Regions from separate parts of the Homo sapiens genome. Here region 2 is linked to region 1. A link is a loop called in an ENCODE intact Hi-C map of the cell type or tissue named here. Cell type or tissue: endothelial cell of umbilical vein. All regions are shown on one strand. Links, peaks and the distances in the headings refer to the core of each region. The heading gives the core; the rest is flanking DNA. Region 1 overlaps SLC9A6 (solute carrier family 9 member A6). Region 2 has its middle 50 kb from the start of FHL1.

Evidence for each region. Hi-C counts contacts between places; a loop is a spot of excess contacts. Peaks named below come from ENCODE experiments on the same cell type or tissue, not always from the same donor. Only the 100,000 strongest peaks of a DNase experiment are listed, where the experiment ranks them.
Region 2: it touches region 1 in a loop (4-fold over the local background); 24 of 110 quality-filtered maps call a loop at or near these places.

Annotation. Positions count from the first base shown.
Region 1 is chrX:136,025,167-136,033,027 of GRCh38, forward strand. It overlaps SLC9A6 (solute carrier family 9 member A6), which reads left to right. Exons shown (of 18, transcript NM_001379110.1): 14 at 3,720-3,809; 15 at 4,966-4,996. Among named protein-coding and RNA genes, the nearest start is that of SLC9A6, 44 kb to the left of the region's middle. In endothelial cell of umbilical vein, for the core only: a CTCF peak has its summit at 3,384 (motif pointing right); DNase peaks (open chromatin) are centred at 3,425 and 5,495; H3K27ac peaks cover 1,813 bases.
Region 2 is chrX:136,140,298-136,152,952 of GRCh38, forward strand. It overlaps a transcript of FHL1 not described here. Among named protein-coding and RNA genes, the nearest start is that of FHL1, 50 kb to the right of the region's middle. RefSeq lists an enhancer at 3,095-4,294. In endothelial cell of umbilical vein, for the core only: no CTCF peak of the experiment used is centred there; no DNase peak of the experiment used is centred there; H3K4me3 peaks cover 2,061 bases; H3K27me3 peaks cover 174 bases.

The sequences.
Region 1 (7,861 bases), core at 2,387-7,386:
GTTTTTAACCTAACAATCCAAAGCCGAGATCGTGAGGTCTTAGTCTTGAATGTGTACCAGTTAATGTATTCAATTTGAAAGCTCCCTTGTATCTCAAGAGTTCTGCATTTGTTTCCATGGATACAGCAGCCTATGCTGCTAAAGCCTTTGTAGATTTGAGTTCTGTGTTTGGCTGAAACTTCATAGACATTAAGAGCTACCAAGCTTCCAGAATACATAGGACTCATTAGAGAAAACAGTATTTCACACTTTATAGATCCTGTCCTCCATTTTTTTAAATTCTATTACACCTTTTTTAAGACTTCTAAAAACCAGCCAGCCCTAAATCACACTTTGAATGTTGTTGTTATTGTCTTAATTTCTCTTTACTATTCAAATCTCTTATAATTTCTGTGCTTTTATTGTGCATAGTATAAAATACACAAAAATAATGTTCTTATAACCTTAATTATTACTTTAGGGAGGACCTGGCATTTATTGAACACTTACTATGTGCTGGGCATTGTGCTAAGTACATTTTACATATTTATCCAAACATGATAACTCCATTTTACAAGGGATGAAATAGAGGCTTAGAAAGGTTCTGAGTTGTTCAAGGTCATCTGGATAATTAAATGGCAGGCAGAGGAGCCTCCAGTCTTTCTTAATTTTTTTAGAAATTAATTTCATCAAATAATGGTCATGGTACATTTTGAAAGGACACAGTTCCTTTCTTTTCTCAAGAGCTTGTAGATGAAGACTTTCCCTCATTGTCCTAAGGATAACAAAATTAAATGTAAGAACAAACCAAACAAAATATCTACGCTTACCATCCCCGCAAAAAGAAAAGACAAAAACGTACCTACTCACACAAAATTTAATCTACATCACTAGCTGTCAAAGCTCTTTGGCCGCATAGTGCCTGTCCTGTAACATAGTTGGTCACTTAATTATAATATTGTCTTATAGTCTTAGGTTACTTCTTATTGCCTTCTTGTTTTATTGGCATTATTCTTGGCCTCTTCGTGAACAGGGGCTGTATTTTAAGCTTTTCTTCCCTCCCCCCAAATTTGTCTAGTACAATTTTAAGGGCACTGCAAAGTCCTGAAAGTTTAAGATTCATGCAGACTTAGACTTGGCTTTGAGTTCTTGCCCCTTCACTGATGAATTCTGTGATCTTTGGCAAGTTCTTTAACCTTTTAAAGCCTCGGTTTCCTCATCTGTAACATGTATGTTATAGTACCTACCTCCTTGGGTTGTTGTAAGGATTCAGTGAGCTAATATCTGTAAAGTTCTTAGCACAGCATTTCAAATTACCTTTTATTCATTCATTCAATAAACATTTACTGAACACCAGCCATGTGCCGGGCACTGTAGGTTACAACTCAGTGGTTCTTTTTTTTTTTTTGAGACAGAGTCTTGCTCTGTCGCTTAGGCTGGAGTGCAGTGGTGCAATCTCAGCTCGTTGCAACCTCCGCCTCCCAGGTTCAAGCAATTCTCCTGCCTCAGCCTCCCAAGTAGCTGGGATTACAGGCATGCACCACCACACCTGGCTAATTTTTGTATTTTTAGTAGATATGGGGTTTCACCATGTTGGCCAGGCTGGTCTCAAACTCCTGGCCTCAAGTGATTCGCCCGCCTCAGCCTCCCAAAGTATTGGGATTACAGGCATGAGCCATCTCACCCAGCCTCAGTGCTTCTTAACTGGGGAGAATTTTGCCCCCCGCCCAAGGGACATTTGGCACTTTCTGGAGACATTTTTGGTTGTCACAACTGGAAGAGGGGGCCTCTGCTGGCATCTAGTGAGTAGAGGCCAAGGATGCTGCTAAACATGCTACAATGCATAGGACAGGCTCCTCACCACCTGCCAACAGAGAATTATCTAGGCCAGAATGTCAGTAATGCTAGGGTTAAGAAATCCTCCTCTAGAGAAGCACAGTGATCAAAATAAGATAGAAAAGGTTCCTCGACTCATAACATCCATACTTTAGTGAGAGAAGACAGACAATAAGCTAGTAACACATAAATGAACCTGATAACTGCAGATGATATTAAATGCTGTGATGGGAATCGGGCAAGGTACTGTGATAGTGACTGGGGATGGGGGTGTTTTTGATACAAGGAGGCCAGGGACGGTTTCTTTGAGAGGTTATGTTTGAGTTCAGTCTTACCTACGTGACTAGATGGTGCCAGTTAAACAGTCATCAGGAAGAAGAGCAGTCTAGGCAGAGGGAAGAGCAAGTTGTACAAATGTCCTGAGGAAGGGACAAACTTGGCCTGTTGAATGAACAGGAAAAAAACTCTCATGGCCGGAGTATAGTGACTGAAGGGTAGATAGGAAGTGAGGTTGGCAAGATCCTATGGAAGCAGGGGTTCTGCACACTTAACTGTCAAGGGCCAGAGAGTAAATATATCAGGCTTTGGAGGCCATATGGTCTGTCTCAGCTACTCAACTCTAGTGTGAAAGCAGCCCTAGACAATATATAAATCAATTGGTGTGGTTGTATCCCAGTAAAACTTTATTTACAAAAACAGAAGAGGTGCTGATGTGGCCTGTAGGCTGTACTTTGTGGACCCCTAATGTATAGTCTTGTGGAACATGGTAAGGGATTTGGATTTTAAAATACAATTGGAAATCCTGGAGGATTTTAAAGCAAGGGAGTGACATGAAGTCATTTACAGTGTAAAAGGTTCACTTTAGTTGTCATGTGAACGGTGGATCCACAGTAAATTTGAAACAGCCAGCTATTCCCATGTCCTTTCACATAGTTTGTGACAGTCACATTTCTATCATTTACTACACATGCTTTGCACTTCTGCGTCTCTGAGCCTTTGCTCATACTGTTCCCTCTGCCTGGAATGCTCTTTCACTGTCAGTAAATGACACAGCTAAGTGCCACCTCCTTTTCCCTCTGTTCTTTTCCCTCGGAACCACTCTTATGTTGGTGCAACATTGGGCCTCTTCATTGTAGCACTTATTTTATTCAGTCTTGTGATAATATTGTTATAAGAGCTGCCACTTAGTGTTAATGTTTCAGATACTCTTTTAAAAGCTTTTCATACATTTTCTCATTAAATCCTTGCAGCAACTCTGTGTGGTGGATATTAGCCCCATTTTCCAGGTGATAAAGTGATGATTTATAAGACTGCCTCACTTGACTGAGTTCACACAGCTAGAAAGCAGCCAAGTCCAGATTTGAACCCAGAGCTCCCTGATAGAAGCCCTTAGGGATTATGCCCTAGTTGTGTTGGTTTCCCCCACTAGTCTGTGAGTTCCTTGAGGGCAGGGGCCATGTTTAATTCATTTCTATGCCCTGTGCCTAGTACAGTGCCTGGCAAATAATAAGTGCTCTATAAATGTTTATTACATTGACTTAGCTTCTAATAATGTACCATCTATTACAAGTGTGCTATCTTCAAGACCACTAGATGTCACTGGAGATGCATAAATGTGGTTAGAGTTTAATGTGACTGAGAAGATGTTAAAACAGCTCCTGGCCATTTTAACAAAGGAAAAATGAGCCATTCTTTGAATTATGAATCTGGTCATAGCAATCTGTTTTCAGGTCCTTGACCATGGTTCCCTTGCTTTCCAGATGCAGCCTTGCATCATTTTCTCCCTTCAGTGTTATTTGTGTTCTGGGATGCTACTGCTACAGCTTCTAGTACTGCTATTTTTTCTGTGTTGTCTGTAGTAGTTAATTTAATCAATAAACATTTGAGCACCTATTGTGTGTCAGGTACTGTGCTAGACTCTGGGGATACAGAGATGAATTGAGACATGGCCTTTACCCTCAAGGAACTCACAGTCTTTTTGGGGAGACTGACAGGTAAATAACTATACTCTACTGTGCTAAGTATCATAATAAAGGACTGTAGAAAGTGCTGCAGATGCACAGAGGAGAAAATGATTCTGCTTGAAGGGGTCGTAGAATGGTTACTTTGGAACTTGAAAATCGCTTAAAAAATGAGGGAAAGCACATTGCAGCTGGAGAGAACAGCATGAGCAAAGGCATGGGAGGCACAGGAGAGGATGGATTTGGGGAGATGAGCAGGCAGGTATAGCTAGAATGGGGCATGTAGAAGAGAATGATGGGAAATGAGGATGGAAAAGTAGGTTGGAGTGGGGTGGGGATGCTAGTTTGTAGAGAGTCTTGAATGCCCCACAAAAGACTTCAGACTTGACCCTCTGGGTTGTAAGCCACTCTCAGAGTCCTTTGTCAAGGGAGTAACACAGCGAGCTCTATGCTGGCGACAGCTGACTCTCGGGGAGAGCCTGGCAGCTGGAAAAGCTTCCACGACAGAGCCCGTGAGCCTCAGGATGAGGGCTGCCCTTGAGCAGTTGGGATGGAAAGGAGAGAAGACTTGAGAGACCGTTTAGAGGAGGAATGAACAGAGTTTGTGAGTGCCCGTGTTTAGGGAATAGAGAGGAGCCAGAGAACTTTGTAGTGAAGCTTTTCCCTGGGATACAGAAAGCAGGAATTTTAAACAGATAAAACAAGAGTTGTGAAGAAGCAAGGCTAATGTCTATCCATTAGCCTATGAAAAACCTGTAATTGGGCCCTCTCTTCAGTCATCGTAACAGAATGTTGCCATGAGAGCTGCGAAGTGAATTGCACTGTGCCATCCTTGTTTTTGGAGCTAGCCAGTAATTCTTATTTAGCAACTGGGGCAGTGCTGCTCTCCCTGATTCCGCTTCGAGTGGACCTATATTCAGAGAAAAAAAATGCTGTTTTTTTCTGAAACTGGTAAGTAAGATTGCAGGAAGAGAATCATGGGTACACCCTGCTTGCCTTAGAATCCAAGCTGTTGCTAAGGAAAGTGGCAGGAGCCAAAAATCTGCATCAACAGCTATAGAGAAGCAAGAAAACATTAACCATTCCATAGCTTCTGTGTTGAGAAAAGTAGTTGCCTGACAATGTATATGTGTGAATAGACCATTTTTTGGCTTCAAAATCTCATTTGCTCTTTGTCTTTCTCCTTTAGGGTTGGTGTTGATTCAGACCAAGAACACTTGGTAAATATGCGTTTTTGTTGTTCCTGGCATTTCTGTCAAATGTGCAGTCATTTGGAAAGAAAACAATCTACTATAAACTTCAACCTTCTATTTAGATCCTGTCCTCTTTGCCTCAGCTTTGGAGGAATGATATCATTCCTGGCTTTTCTCACTGCTCCATAGAGACAAAACCAAGTTTGCCACAGTGCCATAGTGTGTGGTTATCAAGGGTGACAGCTTTCATGTCTCTGGGCCATCCTGCCTGGGCTTTTGTCCCAGAGGAGAGCAGTCTTTTAAGCACTCCTGGGTTTTCGAGTGACTCCTCTGGCACGGGGAGGCTTTTTCCACTTTGGTTTGCGCATGAAGGCTTGTCTCTGATGTAAGCCCCACTCCAGCTGCTCTTCCTGTGTAACTTTCAAATCGAATGACCAGCAGCTGCCCTAGAGAACTGCCTAGAAGCTTTTGAATCTTCAACCAGTCTTCCCTGCCTGCTCAGGGAAACGCACTTTCTTACCTTGCCCCTCAGCCTTGGCCACGTTTCCTTGCTTCCTTCCTTCTGTTGTGTCAGTTTCTCAGTTGTTGCTATGAACTTGAGCCCGTTGGACTGAATGCATTGTAACTCACTGCCCTCTCTAGACTGACTACCCTTGTCTGGTATTTTCCATCTGTTTTTCAATTGCTTCTGAGCACCATTGAATATGTGTCTCCATATCAGACGTTAGATGAGAAATCACAGAAATTAGATTTTTGAACATGGAAAGCATCTCTTTCAAAACACAATTTTTTTCTTGTCAGAAACAAACCACAGTCAGTATATTTGTCTTCAGGGTGAGGTTAAAAAAAACATTTCTCAGATTCATTTCCTAAATGCTAATTTTGTTAGCTGTTGAGTGATGAGTGTGAATGTATGTATGAGATATAGTAAGTACTTGACTCTTGTGGTCAGAGCCTTAAAGTAGAATTCCATGGGCTTGACATACTTGTAAAAACCAAGCTGGATAAATTCCCATGATGCCGGGCTCCTGGTGTAGTGTCCAAGGGGTGATAATTCCTCAGTGCCTCCTCCCTGTGTGAAAACAAGAATAAAGTTAATCATGCAGTTCAAAAGACAAATGCTCGATCACTGTGTAAGTCTCCACCAGCTGTGTCACCTGTGTAACCACAGAGGAGAAATGGAAAAGGAGTGACAGGGAGAGAGCCAGGTAGGTGAGTGCCAGTCGTGACATACAGAACAAAGGACCGTTTTTTTTCCCATACCTTCAAAACCCTATGGCTGGGCCGGGCATGGTGGCTCACGCCTGTAATCCCAGCATATTGGGAGGCCAAAGCGGGTGGATCACACGAGGTCAGGAATTCGAGACCAGCCTGGCCAACATGGTGAAACCCTGTCTCTGCTAAAAATACAGAAATTAGCTGGGCGTGGTGGTGGGTGCCTGTAGTCCCAGCTACTCAGGAAACTGAGGCAGGAGATCGTGCCACTGCACTCCAGCCTGGGCAACAGAGCGAGACTCTGTCTGGAAAAACAAAAACAAAATAAAAAAAAAACAACCCTGTGGCTGTCTTGGTTATATTGTTCCTTTAATATTTTGAATGTCCACGAGAAAGCACAGAGGAACCTTATACTAAGTATGGAGTGTGTGGGGGTGGGGTATACAGGTGTTCATGTGGTGAGGGGTGGTGAAATGTTGTTCTTCAAGAGGTGGAGGCACAGAAAGATACTTCTATGATGTGAAAGGAATTGCAGGTGTTCTTCAGCTTTCGTAAGCCCATACAGTGTTTCCAAACATTTTTGTGTTATATATAAGTTGATACATGACACGTGACACGTTGAAGCAGAGAGAAATTTATTTTGAGCATTAGGAAGGACAGGAAGAAGCCAAAACCCAGAATCTAAACTCTGTGCTTGCTTGCTTATTTATTTATTTATTTATTTACTTACTTACTGAGATGAAGTTTCACTCTGTCGGTCATGCTAGAGTGCAGTGGCACGATCTCAGGTCACTGCAACCTCCACCTCCCAGATTCAAGCAATTCTCTTGCCTCACCCTTCCAGGTAGCTGAGACTATAGGTGCCTGCCACCACGCCCAGCTCATTTTTTTGTGTGTTTTTAGTAGAGACGGGGTTTCCCCATATTGGTCAGGCTGGACTCGAACTCCTGACCTCAAGTGATATACCCGCCTTGGCTTCCCAAAGTGTTGGGATTACAGGCATGAGCCACTGTGTCTGGCCTAAATTCTGTGCTTTTAGAAAAGAAGATTATGGAAACATAGAACATGAGCACTGGAAAGGGCCTTCAGAATTCTCTAACCCTCATCATGTTTTTATACATGAAGAAATTCGGGCCCAGAGAGAGAAAGGGACTTGCTTAAACTACTTAATGTCAATAAGCTGGGACTGGAAGCAGATTGCCTAACTGCCCAACTGCTGACTGCACCATATTACAAATAAAGACACAGTTTATATTTTTGGAAACTTTTAGAAGACGCCTACTTGCTATGTTAGTTTCTCCTCCTAGCTGGTCAGGCTTACCATGGAATTTCCCTACTTGTTTTTATTTTGCTAGTGTTTCAAGAACATAGTAGCAACTTTGAAGTTGCTAGTTATTTTCGAGATCCATGACGACTCCCAAATATAGGGATGTTGATGTGATATTTTCTAAGGTGCTATTATTACATTGAGAGTTAAGTCTTTCAGGTTCAGTACATGAATTATACCACATTGATTTTTTTTCTTTTTTTTGAGATGGAGTCTCGCTCTGTCGCCGAGTCTGGAGTGCAGTGGCACGATCTCGGCTCACTGCAACCTCTACCTCCCGGGTTCAAGTGAACTTCCTGCCTCAGCCTCCTGAGTAGCTGGGATTACAGGCAGGCCCCACCACGCCTGGC
Region 2 (12,655 bases), core at 4,253-9,252, 120 kb after region 1:
ATTGGATAGAATAAAAAAGTGATGTAATCATTTTAGAATGTCAGTATATACTATATGCCCCAAATAACTTCGTTTTGTAACTATTTAAACATTGGATGAAAAAGTTTAGATACCAGCTTGTAACGTGAATGGTAAGGTAAGTAAAATGTCTCACTCACTATTGTGTACCTAGTGCACCAAGCACAGGGCCTTTCTTATATTAGACAACCACATAAATTATTTCTAAACTGAATGGCGTGGGGGCACACAGGTTTTCAAAATTATTTTAGGGAGCATGTGAACAAAAATGTTTGAACACACCTGAGTTTATAACTTACCCTGGGCCACACCACCAACCAAGGCCAAGCTTAGACTTGAACCCATGTTTGCAAGATTCCAAGACTCCAAGACTCATGGTGCTTAGACTATACCTGAGGGAGATAAAGGATGCTATGAATGTTGGTCTTAATTATTAACTCCATTCTGCTTAGAAATAATTTATTTGGTTGTCTAATATGAGCAAGGCCCTGTGCTTGGTGCCACTAGGTATTAGGTTGGTGCAAAAGTAATTGCGGTTTTAATACGCAATAGTGAGTAAGCATTTTACTTACCCTCAAGAAGCTGAAAACTTTACATGAGAGATAAGCTGCCTTCATAAAATCTTTAATATAAGATTAAGTGTAATAAGGGCAAGAGACATTTATGATACGTACTACAGAAAAAGAGAGAGAAGAGAGGCATGGTGGTGCATGCCTCTGGTCCCAGCTATTCAGGAGGCTGAGGTGGGAGGATCACTTGAGCCTGGGAGGCTGAAGTTGCAGCGAGCCGAGATCGCGCCACTGAACTCCAACTGGGTGACAGAGTGAGACCCCGTCTCAAAAAAAAAAAAAAAAAAAAAAAAAGCAAAGAAAAGAAAAAGAGAGAGAGAGAGACAGAAGGGTTTGAGCAGGTTCCAACATCAGATAGACAGATCTTTGTAAAACAGGTAAAATTTGGACTGTGGTAGAAATGGGTGAAAGAAGGTAGAGAGAATTCATTCACCCATCCCTCCATTCACCCAAGAACCATTAATCAGAGACATAGCAACCAAATGTAATAAATGGGCCTTTAAAATTCGTGGCTGGCACAATGAGATGTCTCCTCACCCCAGTTAGAATGGCTATTATCAAAAGGACAAAAATAACAAATTCTGGGAAGGATGTAGGGAAAACTGAACTATTGTAGATGGTTGGTGGGAATGTAAATTAGTACAACTATTATGGAAAACGGTATAGAAGTTCCTCAAAAAGCTAAAAATAGAACTAGCCTATAATCCAGAAATCCCACTACTGGGTATATATCCAAAGGAAACAAAATCAATATGTCAAAGAGAAATGTGCACTCCCAAGTTTTATTGCACTATTCACAACAGCCACAATATGGAGTCAACCCGTGTCCATCAACAGATGAATGGATAAGGAAAATGTGATACACACACACACACACGCACACACACACACTGGAGTACTATTCAGCCATAAAACAAAAGAATGAAACCCTGTCATTCACAGCAACATTATGAGCTTGGAGGACATTATGTTAAGTGAAATAAGCCAAGAACAGAAAGACAAATACTGCATATTCTGACTCATATGTGGAAGTTAAAAACGTTAATCTCATGTAAGTACAGAGTAGAATAGTGGTTACTAGAGCCTGGGAAGGGTAAGGGGAAAGGTAGTAGTGATAAGATGGTTAATGCAAACAATGTTACAGCTAGATGGAAGGAATAAGTTCTGGTGTTGTATGGCACTGTAGGGTGACTATCGTTAACAATTATTGTATATTTTCAAAAATCTAGAAGAGCCAAATTGAATGTTCCCAACACAAAGAAATGATCAGGCCAGGCACAGTAGCTCACGCCTGTAATCCCAGCACTTTGGGAGGCCAAGGCGGGCGGATCACCTGAGGTCAGGAGTTCGAGATCAACCTGGCCAACATGGAGAAACCCCAAGTCTACTGAAAATACAAAATAATTAGCCAGGCATGGTGGTGTGTGCCTGTAATCCCAGTTACTCGGGAGGCTGAGGCAAGAGAATCACTTGAACCCAGGGGCAGAGGTTGCAGTGAGCTGAGATTGCGCCACTGCACTCCAGCCTGGGGACTCCGTCTCAAAAAAACAAAACAAAACAAAACAAAAAAAAGATCAGCATTTGAAGTGATGGGTATGCTAATTATCCTGATTTGATCATTACACATTGTATACATGTATTGAAATATCACACTGTACCCCATAAAGATGCACAATGATTATGTGTCAATTAAAAATAATAGTAAAAAAAAAGATTATTTCTTGACATGGAAAGATGCTTATCATTAAACAGATTACCAGGTCGCCAAAATAGAAATTGTTTGTATCAGGGGTCAACAAACATTTCCTGTGAAGAACCAGTAAATATCTTCAGCTTCGTGGGCCATATGATCTCTGTCACAACTACTCTGTTCTACTGTTGTACTGAGGAAGTAACCACAGATAATATGTAAACAAATGAATGTACTTGTGTTCCAATAACACTTTATTTCTTGACACTGAAATGTGAATTTCATATGAATTTTACATGTCACAAAAAATACCCTGCTTGAAATAAATGAACTGTAAAAACATTTGGGAGACATCTGGAGAATTCAGAATCCTGACTGGGTATTTTTTGGTATTAAGAAATTTTCGCTAACTGTTCCTAGGTGTGATGATGATATTGTTCTTATGTTCTAAAAAGGAGAAAAGCATCTTTATCTTTTAGCCATATGCACTTAAGTATTTCTGGATGGAATGATATGATGTTTTGCATTTGATTTAAAATAATCCGGTGTATGTGTGTTGGAGGGAATTGGTAGGAGAACTACAATTAAAACAAAATAAATCATGTGTTGATAATTTCTGAAGTTGGGTGTTGGGTGCATGGAAGTTCATTACATTATTTTCTCTATTATGTATATGTTTATATTTCACCACAATGAGTTTTCAACATGGCGAAACCCCATCTCTACTAAAAATACAAAAAATTAGCCAGGCGTGGTGGTGGGCTCCTGTAATCCCAGCTACTCGGAAGGCTGAGGCAGGAGAATCGCTTAAACCTGGTGGGTGGAGCTTGCAGTGAGCAGAGATCAGGCCACTTCACTCCAGCCTGGGCAAAAGAGTGAAACTCCATAACAACAACAACAACAATAACAACAAAACAACAACACTATTATAATTTAATGCTTACCATGTTCCAAGAAACTGGAAGTATAAACAAGGAAAATACATTGCTTGCCCTCAAGGAGCTTATGATCTGCTGGGGAAAACAGACACATGAAATGACCAGGTATGTCACGATTACCTATCGGCATGAACCAAATGACCAAATGCCACGGGAGAACTGGATTCTGCCTGAGTTGGTCAGGAACGGCTTCAAAGAGACGGTGAGGTTTCACTATTTCAGAAGTAGAATTTCTAGGACTTGATGACCTACGGGATGTGAAAAAGATGGAGTCAAAAGTAATAGCTTTTACTTTGCCCACGTGGGTGGGTGGTGTGCCATTAATGGAAACAGGAAATACGGGGGGGGGCGGGGAGGGGGCGGGAAGAAATAGATCAGGGTGGGGGCAGGCAGGGGAGAGTTCAGCCTTGGACCTACAGGAAGTTGTTGAAACTGCTCTAGGCAGAAGGTTACTTAGTTACCGCAGTAACTAAGGTTTCAAGAGGGGAATGCACAGGATGTTTTTGGAGATCCTTCTAGATCCCGGACTAAGAGCCTACAGGCTGGGGAGAGGCAGGAGGTAAGGCTGGCTGGAGAAGTAGATGTGTTCTCTGAGAGCTGTTTTGGGCTCCACCATTGACAGGACACGTGATGATCATGAAATGGAGCCACTGTTTCCCTGTGGATTCCATTGACAAAGTCAGATGAAGGTCTTAGCACCACTTTGGGGGAAAAATAACTAACCTGAAAGAAGCAGCCACTTTGGATGACTGTAATAAAAGTGATGAACAGTCTTTTTTCATTGTTTTGGAAGTGGAGTATACAGGTTTGGATTGTGGGCTCTGGAAATATGCTGCTTGGTTTTAAATCCTGGTTCCAAGGTTGCTTAAGCCTCGGTTTCCTCATCTGTAAAGTATCTCATATAAGAGTAAATAAAATGATGTATGCAAACTGTCCATTACATAATACATTTTCAATAACTTAGAATTATTAGTTCTAATGGTACTTTTTGAAGAGAATGTAAAGGACTTGATTACTTTGTGTGCTGATAAATGCTCCATATTTCCTTCCAAGGAAATTCTTGGAAATTCTTGCTTAAATTCTATTGAAATTGAAGGCCGTTTTCCTCGTGCTCTGTTCCTTGGAAAGGCAAGAAGGAAGAATGAATAAAGGAAGAGGGAGAAAGGAAGGAGTCTTGAGAAGAATGAATCACAACTAACACTGATTGAATGCCAAAGAATAGCCAGAAGTTTCCCTGAAAGAGGGTGCTCTGTCCAGAGCCTTCCATCATGGGTGCCTCTTGGCTGTTTCTTTTGGGCTGGGCTGTTTCTTTGGGCTGGTATGGGGTGGGGAGTTGTCTGTGGCCAAGCTAATTGTTCAATGCCTTTCCATGATGGAGTGGGGGCAGATTGGCTTCCTCTTCTCCTAGGCAGTGTAGCGGGACTTCTCTTGCCATCTAGAAGGACCAAACTTCAGTGCTTCTGAGGGCTTAGAAGGGGAAAAGAGAAAGCCCAGGCCCCTGGTGCTAGGAGCAGAGAAGGGTACTTTGTAAGCGCTTATGCTGCTGGTTCTCTGGTAAGGGAGACCACTAGCCAGTTTGTGCGACATGGGGCAAATAGGAATCATGAGGATCTATTTGCTAGATCTGTGTATACCACACCATCCCTACACCCGCCCCTGTCATCATCATCTACCTCCATGGTCTTCTGTACAGTGAAGAATGACTTTCGGCAGATGGAGGGCCAATTCTCCCCATGAATCCAGCCCTTATTCCATCTCACCTAGGCAGGGGACTTGACTCCTTTAGTAAACCCTCCTGTCATGCCTCACCAACCCCTCTCTACTGATTATCCCTAAACTGTTGACCAACAGGCTCTCATCTCTCAAATCACAAAGAGAGAAGAGAATCTTTGCTTGTCCCTACTCGCTCCTCCAGTTCTGCTCCATTTTTCTTCCCATTTACATTGGAAAGTCTCAAAACAGTTGTCTACCCTATGCTGTCTCTACTTCAACTCCAATTCCCTCTGCAACCCTGTTCCATCAAATCCTTCCACTTTCCTCCACTAGCACCACCCTAATCTAAACCACCATCAGCTTTGATAGGAACTATTGAGAAAGCCTCCTAACTAATCTCCCTATTTAAATTTTTAATCTCTTCTGAACCATTCTCCATATAGTAGTCAAGGTGGTCTTTTAAAAATGTAAACCAGATCTGGAATACTACTCAGCAATAAAAAAGAGCAAGCTATGGAAACACCCAACAACTTGGATGAATCTCAAGGGACTCAAAACCGAGTGAGAAAAGCCAATCTCAAAATGAATATTGTATGATTCATTTACAAAACATTCTCAAAATATCAAACTTACAGAAATGGAGGACGGATCAGTGGTTGCCAATGGTGAAAGACTTGGGGAACTGAGGAGATAGTTATTGCTGTTTTATAATTACAATACAACAGGTAAGATCCTTGCAATGATGAAACTGTTTTATAATTGACCATGGTAGTGGAAAGAGGCCACACGTGATAAAATTGTATAGAACACACACATACCAGACGTGCACGCGCGTACACACACACACAGTAGAAGTAAAACTGAAGAAATCAAAATAAGATTGGTAGATTGTATTAATGTCAATATTCTAGTTATCTTATAGTGTAGTCTTGCATTGGGGGAAATTGGGCAAGGGGGACCCCAGATCTCTCTGTATTATTTCTTACAAATGCATGTGAATCTACAATCATCCCAAAAGACAAAAGTTTAGTTAAAAGAAATATAAGTCAGACCGTGTCACGCCTTGGGGTTAAGCCACTCATTCAATGCCCTCCCATTGATTTTGGAATGAAGTGGCCTGCCCATGGACTGCACCTGCCCATGGACTAGTATGCAATCCACGATCTGGTCCCTGCCAACCTGTCCAGCCTTACTTTCTGGTACTCTCCCCAGCTTTCCTGGCGCCAATCATGATCACCACCTTTTAGTTCCAAAGCATCAAGATTTGGTCCCTCCTTCTGACTTGTTTTCTGGAAAGCTTTTTCCTGGCTCTTTCATATCTTTCAGGGTTCAGCTTAAATGTCACCTCCTCCTTTCCTAATCACACTATTTGTACTTTTCCTGCACAGGCTTTATCCAAATTTGATTATTTTCTCACTTCTTTATTGTCTGTCTCCCCCACTAGATTACAAGCTCCCAGGGCAGGGTGCGTACTGTCTGCAGACAACGCTGTTATCACCAGAGCCCGGCACTGAGCTTGGCACATGGCGAGGGCTCAGTAAACTGAATGCTGAGTGAATGAGACGCCACGCGCCGCTTTGCCATCGGTGCTTTCTGAGTGACGTTAAAACGCTCTGGATGGTGGCACTGGGATTATGGATGGGGCTTATTTAGCTCCCTCCGGCTTGCTACTAAGGGGAGGGGTCGTCGGTGGGCCTTTCGGCGCCGCTGCAAGCCACCGGGTTCCGAAGTCGGAGGCCGAAACGGCGTGGGCCCCGAAGCGGGGCCGCTTTTCAGGGAGTGCGCAGGTTAGCGAGGACCCCGGTGAGGCGAGACGCCACCCTCACTTGGCTGTCTTTGTTGCTCCCACCTCCCCAGCCCCAGCCGCCTGCAGTGATTCGTGACTCCCGCAGGCCTCTAAGGACCGCTGCGCGAGGGAGGGGGCCCGAGGCGCCCCCGGCCCGCCCTCCTCCCGGTCTTCGGATCCGAGCCGGTCCTCGGGAAAGAGCCTGCCACCGCGTCCCCGCAGCCACCCTCTCCGCGTGCCCGGCCCTCTCCAGTGGCGGGGGCACGTGGGCGCGCGGGGTGCGTGGCAAGCCGCCCCTCTCCCCACGCCCGTCCGGCCGTCTCCCGCGCGCGCGCCCCGCACACAGCCTCCGTGCAGTGGGCAGAGCCCGGCCCCGCGCGCGCCCCGCCCCGCCCCTGGCTAGCCGCGCCCGCCCCCGCGCTCCTGCTTCCTCCCCTCTTTCCCTCCCCGCCTCCCAGGCGCGCACCCCTCCCCTCGCGCCCCTCCCGCGCCCTACATCCACCGCCCGGCGGAGGGGGCTCAGTCCGCAGCCGCCGCCGCCACCGCCGCGCCTCGGCCTCGGTGCAGGCAGCGGCCGCCGCCGCCGAGACAGCTGCGCGGGCGAGCATCCCCACGCAGTAAGCCCGCTTTCTTTCCGCTTGTGCGCGCGTGTGTGCCTCCCGCCCGCCGGCGTCCTGGGTCCCGGGGGAGCGGCTGCCCTTCTGCCCCGCCGCCGCCGCCGCTCGGGGCTGGTCCCTGCGGTCCCGGCTGCCTGGCCTTCCAGGGCTGGGTACTGCGGCTTCGGCGGCCTCGCTGAGGCCGGGGGCCAGGGGCCGTCCCGGGCTGCGGGGTGCGGGACGAGGGACTGCGAGTGCGAGGTCCCCCCTGGTGCGTGCCTCGGCCTTCCCTGGGTTTTTGGCTCGATGGGGACTAAGAGGCAGTGGGGTGGAGGTGGGGGGGATCGGGAGTGAAATGGGGGCTCTCCATGTTTTCCTGTGCGGGGGATGGTGGGGAGTGAGGAGGGAGTGAAGGGGGGGCCCTGGTTTTGTCACCAAGGATGGCGGGCAGTGGGGGGTGGGGCGAGGTGGGGACACCTCTTGGTTCTTTCAGCCAGGATAGCTAGCAGGGGCTGTGGGGAGCGGGTGAGGATGAAGCGGTGGGTCGACTCCCTTGGTTTTCCCATCAAGGATGGCGGGGATCGTGGAGGGGGGAGATGGGAGACCTGCCTTGCTTCGCTCAACGAGGATGGCGGGGGTGGCGACGAGGAGTAGACGTGAGGGGGCCCGCCTCGGTTTTCTTGACTGGGATGCTTGTGGGGTGGTTGGAGGATGGGGGTGGGGTGCAGAATAAGGAGGGAGGGGGAGGGCCCGCTGTGGTTCTTCTGTCCAAGGGGGATGGCGCGGGTTTGGCGAATGGGGGTGGGGAGGGGGTATTTCAGCTCCAGCGTGGAATCTAGAGAAGCACGAGGAAGGTTCTATCACGGGGGTTGAGCCTTAGAAGGTGGGTTTTCAAAACTGCAGGGCGTGACCTCTCCCGCCTCGAAAAACGTGAAATCCTTACAAGGTGCCGTCTGTTCTAGGCTCTGGGACAGAGGTTTCTGCTTTCGAAGTTTCTCTTCCTTTCCTCTCTGCTCTTAGCGTCCAGGACTAGGTAAAGGTTAAAAAATCATCAAGGCTAAGCGACTGTTGTGTCGTTCGTGTTGAGCGCTGTATTATTTTCTGCATTTGGGAATGTGCGAGTTTCTCAGGTTTGTTTTGATTGCCTTTTACAATAAAAACCCCATACTAGGGAGATCCCTTAGGAAAAGAAAAGGACAAGGCTTATTAATGGGATGCCAGGTTTGGATTTTGAATTTCCTGAAGGGCAGGAGATACATCCTTGTAGCATTTCGCTTGGTTTTGAGAAGAGTAGAAGTAGTAGAATAAGCGTATGTATTTGCTGGAAGTCCCCTTGTATTCATTTAAATTATCCCTTCGGGATTATCCGAGCCCCCTTTGATTTGGGTTTGGAATAGATCCAGTTTTCCTAATTGGAGCCATCATCTTGTAATTGCTTGTAATTCTTCTCTGGGTTATCAAGTCTATGGCAAGCTTATAGAACAGCAGGAATAATTTTTTCCGTCATCTTAAGACAGTTTTAATGTAAACGTTACGGTGTTCCTTGCAAATGTGAACATTTGCAGAATAGCACAAGTTTAAATTATGGGCCCCCCTGGAATTTTGTAAAGCCTTTCCTGCCTCAGCTCATCTCCAAGAACCGGGCCCTCCCGATCCTTACACTGAAGAAGCAAGAGCTTCTGGGATGGTAGCTTTGCCTTTACAAACTCATGTTCATGTTTGCTTAAGAAGAATACGTATTAAGCAGGCATTTGCCTTTTATGTGGTGAGACTATAGTGTTTTCCCATTTTTGGTTACATAAGGTTCCGATCAAGTCTTTACCTTCAGTCTTTAAAAATGCTTATTTAACATTTTTAAGGGCAAATATAATCTTTATGCAACAGGAAATTGGTCAGATAGGCCATGATTTGTGCAAACCACCTCACGATAAGTACATAGTCTAAGACTATCATATAGATTCTGTAACCATATATGGTTTTTGAAATTCTAGGCTACCATTCCCATATTTAATTTTCAGAAAAGGAAAATATTTTTTTCAGCCAAGTCTAGATTTTTGAGTGAAACTAAGAAAAATTGTGTAAGATTTAAATTGATAAAATTCCTCCTGTATAATACCAGTGCATTGGAGGTAATTTAATATATATTAAATGAATCGACCGCTAAAACAAAATAATTATTTTTTTTCCTGGAAGTGTTAAACTGGAAATGTTTAAGGGGAAATAGATTTTTAGTCACAAAGACCGACAAAAATGCATTTATTTACACTATTGTATTATAATGTTAGTATGGTATTCATTCTGTGCCCCCAAATAGCAATTGAAAAAATAGCATATTTTTATAATAAAATTTAAGCATAATGTTTTTTTCTCTGAGGAGTAGAATGCAGAAAGTGGTAAAAAATCTTTTACAGAGAGAAGCATGTTGATAGGAAGTGGGCTTTAAGTTTCTCTCTGGACAGAAGGTGTAAATGGCGTATCTTTTACCTGGCTTTTTGAGAATCTGTTGCCCTCTAGGACATGAAAGACATTTCAGGAATTAACAGAAGTCGGATCAAATTCTCTTGCTAGATGTTCTTAAAGATTTTGCTGATACGCATTTGAAAATTTGTAAATCACGTTTTCATGTAAGAAATTAACCCTCACCTCTAAAGTTTGAGCATTAAAAAAGTTTGTTGAAGGCATGGAAGGTAATCTCCTGTGACTGAACCCTGTTTTCCCACTCTCCACCTCCTAGTTCCCTTCTTCCCCATGCCTCTCCTTTCTCCCCCGTCCGGTGCCAGCAACATTGGCTTTTATAACCTTATGGGAGTTGAACCAAATATTCCTGCTTGCTCGAACTTGAGGCCTTATCTTTTTGGCTGCTTTCCCCAGCTTTTGCCTACTGAACTTTTTTTTGTTAATTGAACTATCTAGTTGTTTGGATTTGGGGTAAAAGGGAGTAGACTGTAATTGTTTTTTCTTAAAAGATCTTTTCTTTTAGCTCCTGTGGGACAAGAGCAGAGAAAGGTTCTTTTTTGGTCAGTGGTGTACTTAATTAAGCAGAATATATGACTTTTCGTTTATTCAACAAACATTTGCCGAGTTACCTCCTCTGTTGGAGGCTCCATGCTAGGTGTGGAGTTATTTGGTTGATAAGAAATGGCTTCCACCTTTCTGGTGAAGTTATGAAAATGAAAAATAGACAGTGAATCTGTTGTGAGTAATCAAGAATTGTCTGGAGTTTTTTGGACAGACAAAAAAGATTTCTTGATGTTTACATTCAGCTTTGTATTACTGTATAGAGTAGGGAGAAGTGGATGGCCAGCATCCCTTCCTGCGACTTAATGCATCTCTGATGGCAAATTGGGCCTCCCCAAAATATTTTTCTGGGGTCAACTTTGAATTATGGATAGTAATGGATGATGGAGCCCAGAAGAGTGGATAGTCCTAAATAGTAGCTCGAATAAACCTTTGACCTTCTACAGGGTTGCTTCCTGAGTGCCTGGAGAAATCCCCTCTTTGTGGATAGTGCCACACTGGTGGTTTTCAGCCAGGGCGCTTTTGCCCCCCGGGGTCACTCAACAATTTTTGCTAGATGCACTCCACTGGCATCCAGTTGGTAGAGACAGGGATGCTGCTTAAATATCCAACAGCGCATAGGGCAGTGCCTGGCGGCAAACAAAATTATCCAGCCTGAAATGTCGATATGCCGAGGTTGATGTAATTTCCTCTACATAATGTAGCAGAACATAATTCCAGGAGAGTAGAGAACAATAACAGCGTCTTGAGGTGACTGAGTAGTTGGCGGAGCTCACTTTATTCGTCTCAAAAATGACTAGTTTCAGCCAGGTGCTGTGGTTCACGCCTGTAATCCCAGTACTTTGGGAGGCTGAGGCAAGCGGATCACTTGAGCCCAGGAGTTCGAGACCAGTCTGGCCAACATGGCAAAATCCTGTCTCTACTAAAAATACAAAGAATTAGCCGGGTGTGGTGGTGTGCGCCTGTAGTCCCAGCTACTTGGGAGGCTGAGGCACGAGAATCGCTTGGACCCAGGAGGCGGAGGTTGCTGTGAGCTGAGATTGCACCACTGCACTCCAGCCTGGGCGACAGAGTGAGACCCTGTCTCAAAAACATAAAATAAATAAATAAAAGTGACTAGTTCCTGCATACCAACCTGAAGAATTAAAGAAAATAACAGCTACCATTTATGGCACTTACTCTGTGCCAGAGGACTTGTATACATTATATATTCTCTTCATTTTATAAATGAGGAACCACACTCAGAGAGGTAGAAGATCTTGCCTGGAGCCTCACAGCTGGTCAAGGTTAGAAGTAGAAATCAAGATTAAGATTATTACTCCTTTTAAGTTCATGGTTTTAAGCACAACTATGCATTATCTCCCTTGCGGCATGCATCATTCAAAATCTTATGTAACAAAATGAAAATTACTATATGTCCTATATACCATTGGGCTTGCCTGAGAGTAATTAAAACCATGAATGCTAAATGTGATCATACTTGGAGTAAGTGACAAGGAGTAGGGGAAAAGGGAACCAACATTAATTGAACACCTACTAAAATTTCAGGAAGCACGCAAATTAAATATATACTCATTGTCTAATTTGATTCTCAGAGCAACTCTGCAGTTATGATGCACATTTTACAGATGAGAGTGGGAGATATTTGTTAAGTAACTTGTCTAAGATTGCACAACTAATAAGCAGCAAGGTTGGGATTTGAGATGATGTCCCACAACCAAGCCACTCTTTGCTGCTTACTCTAAAGGTAGGAAGTAAGTTGAGCCTCTTGGAGAAAGGAAGGTAACTGGCTCTGGGTAAAAAGTAACTTCAGGCAGAGCGCAGTGGCTTACGCCTGTAATCCCAGCACTTTGGGAGGCCAAGCCGGGCAGATCACCTGAGGTCAGGAGTTCAAGACCAGCCTGGCCAACATGGTGAAACCCCGTCATGGCTAAAACACAAAAATTAGCCAGGCGTGGTAGTGGGTGCCTGTAATCCCAGCTACTCGGGAGGCTGAGGCAGGAAGAATTGCTTGAATCCAGGAGTCGGAGGTTGCAGTGAGCCGAGATAGCGCCACTGTATTCCAGCCTGGGCGACAGAGCTAGACTCCATCTCAAAAAAAAAAAAAAAAAAAAAAGTAATTTGAGAGGTAACACGTAGTAGACGTTGGATTATATTCAGGTAGAGAATGGAGAGATGAATTGCTATACCTTCCTCATCTGATAAGAATCGAATTCTACCTGGAATTTGTTCTAGAGATCTACTCAAATTGAAACAGTGATTGTCATTTTGTCAAACTTCATTTTCTATCTCACCTGAATTTTCCAAGCTGTGCTTTGATAACCATG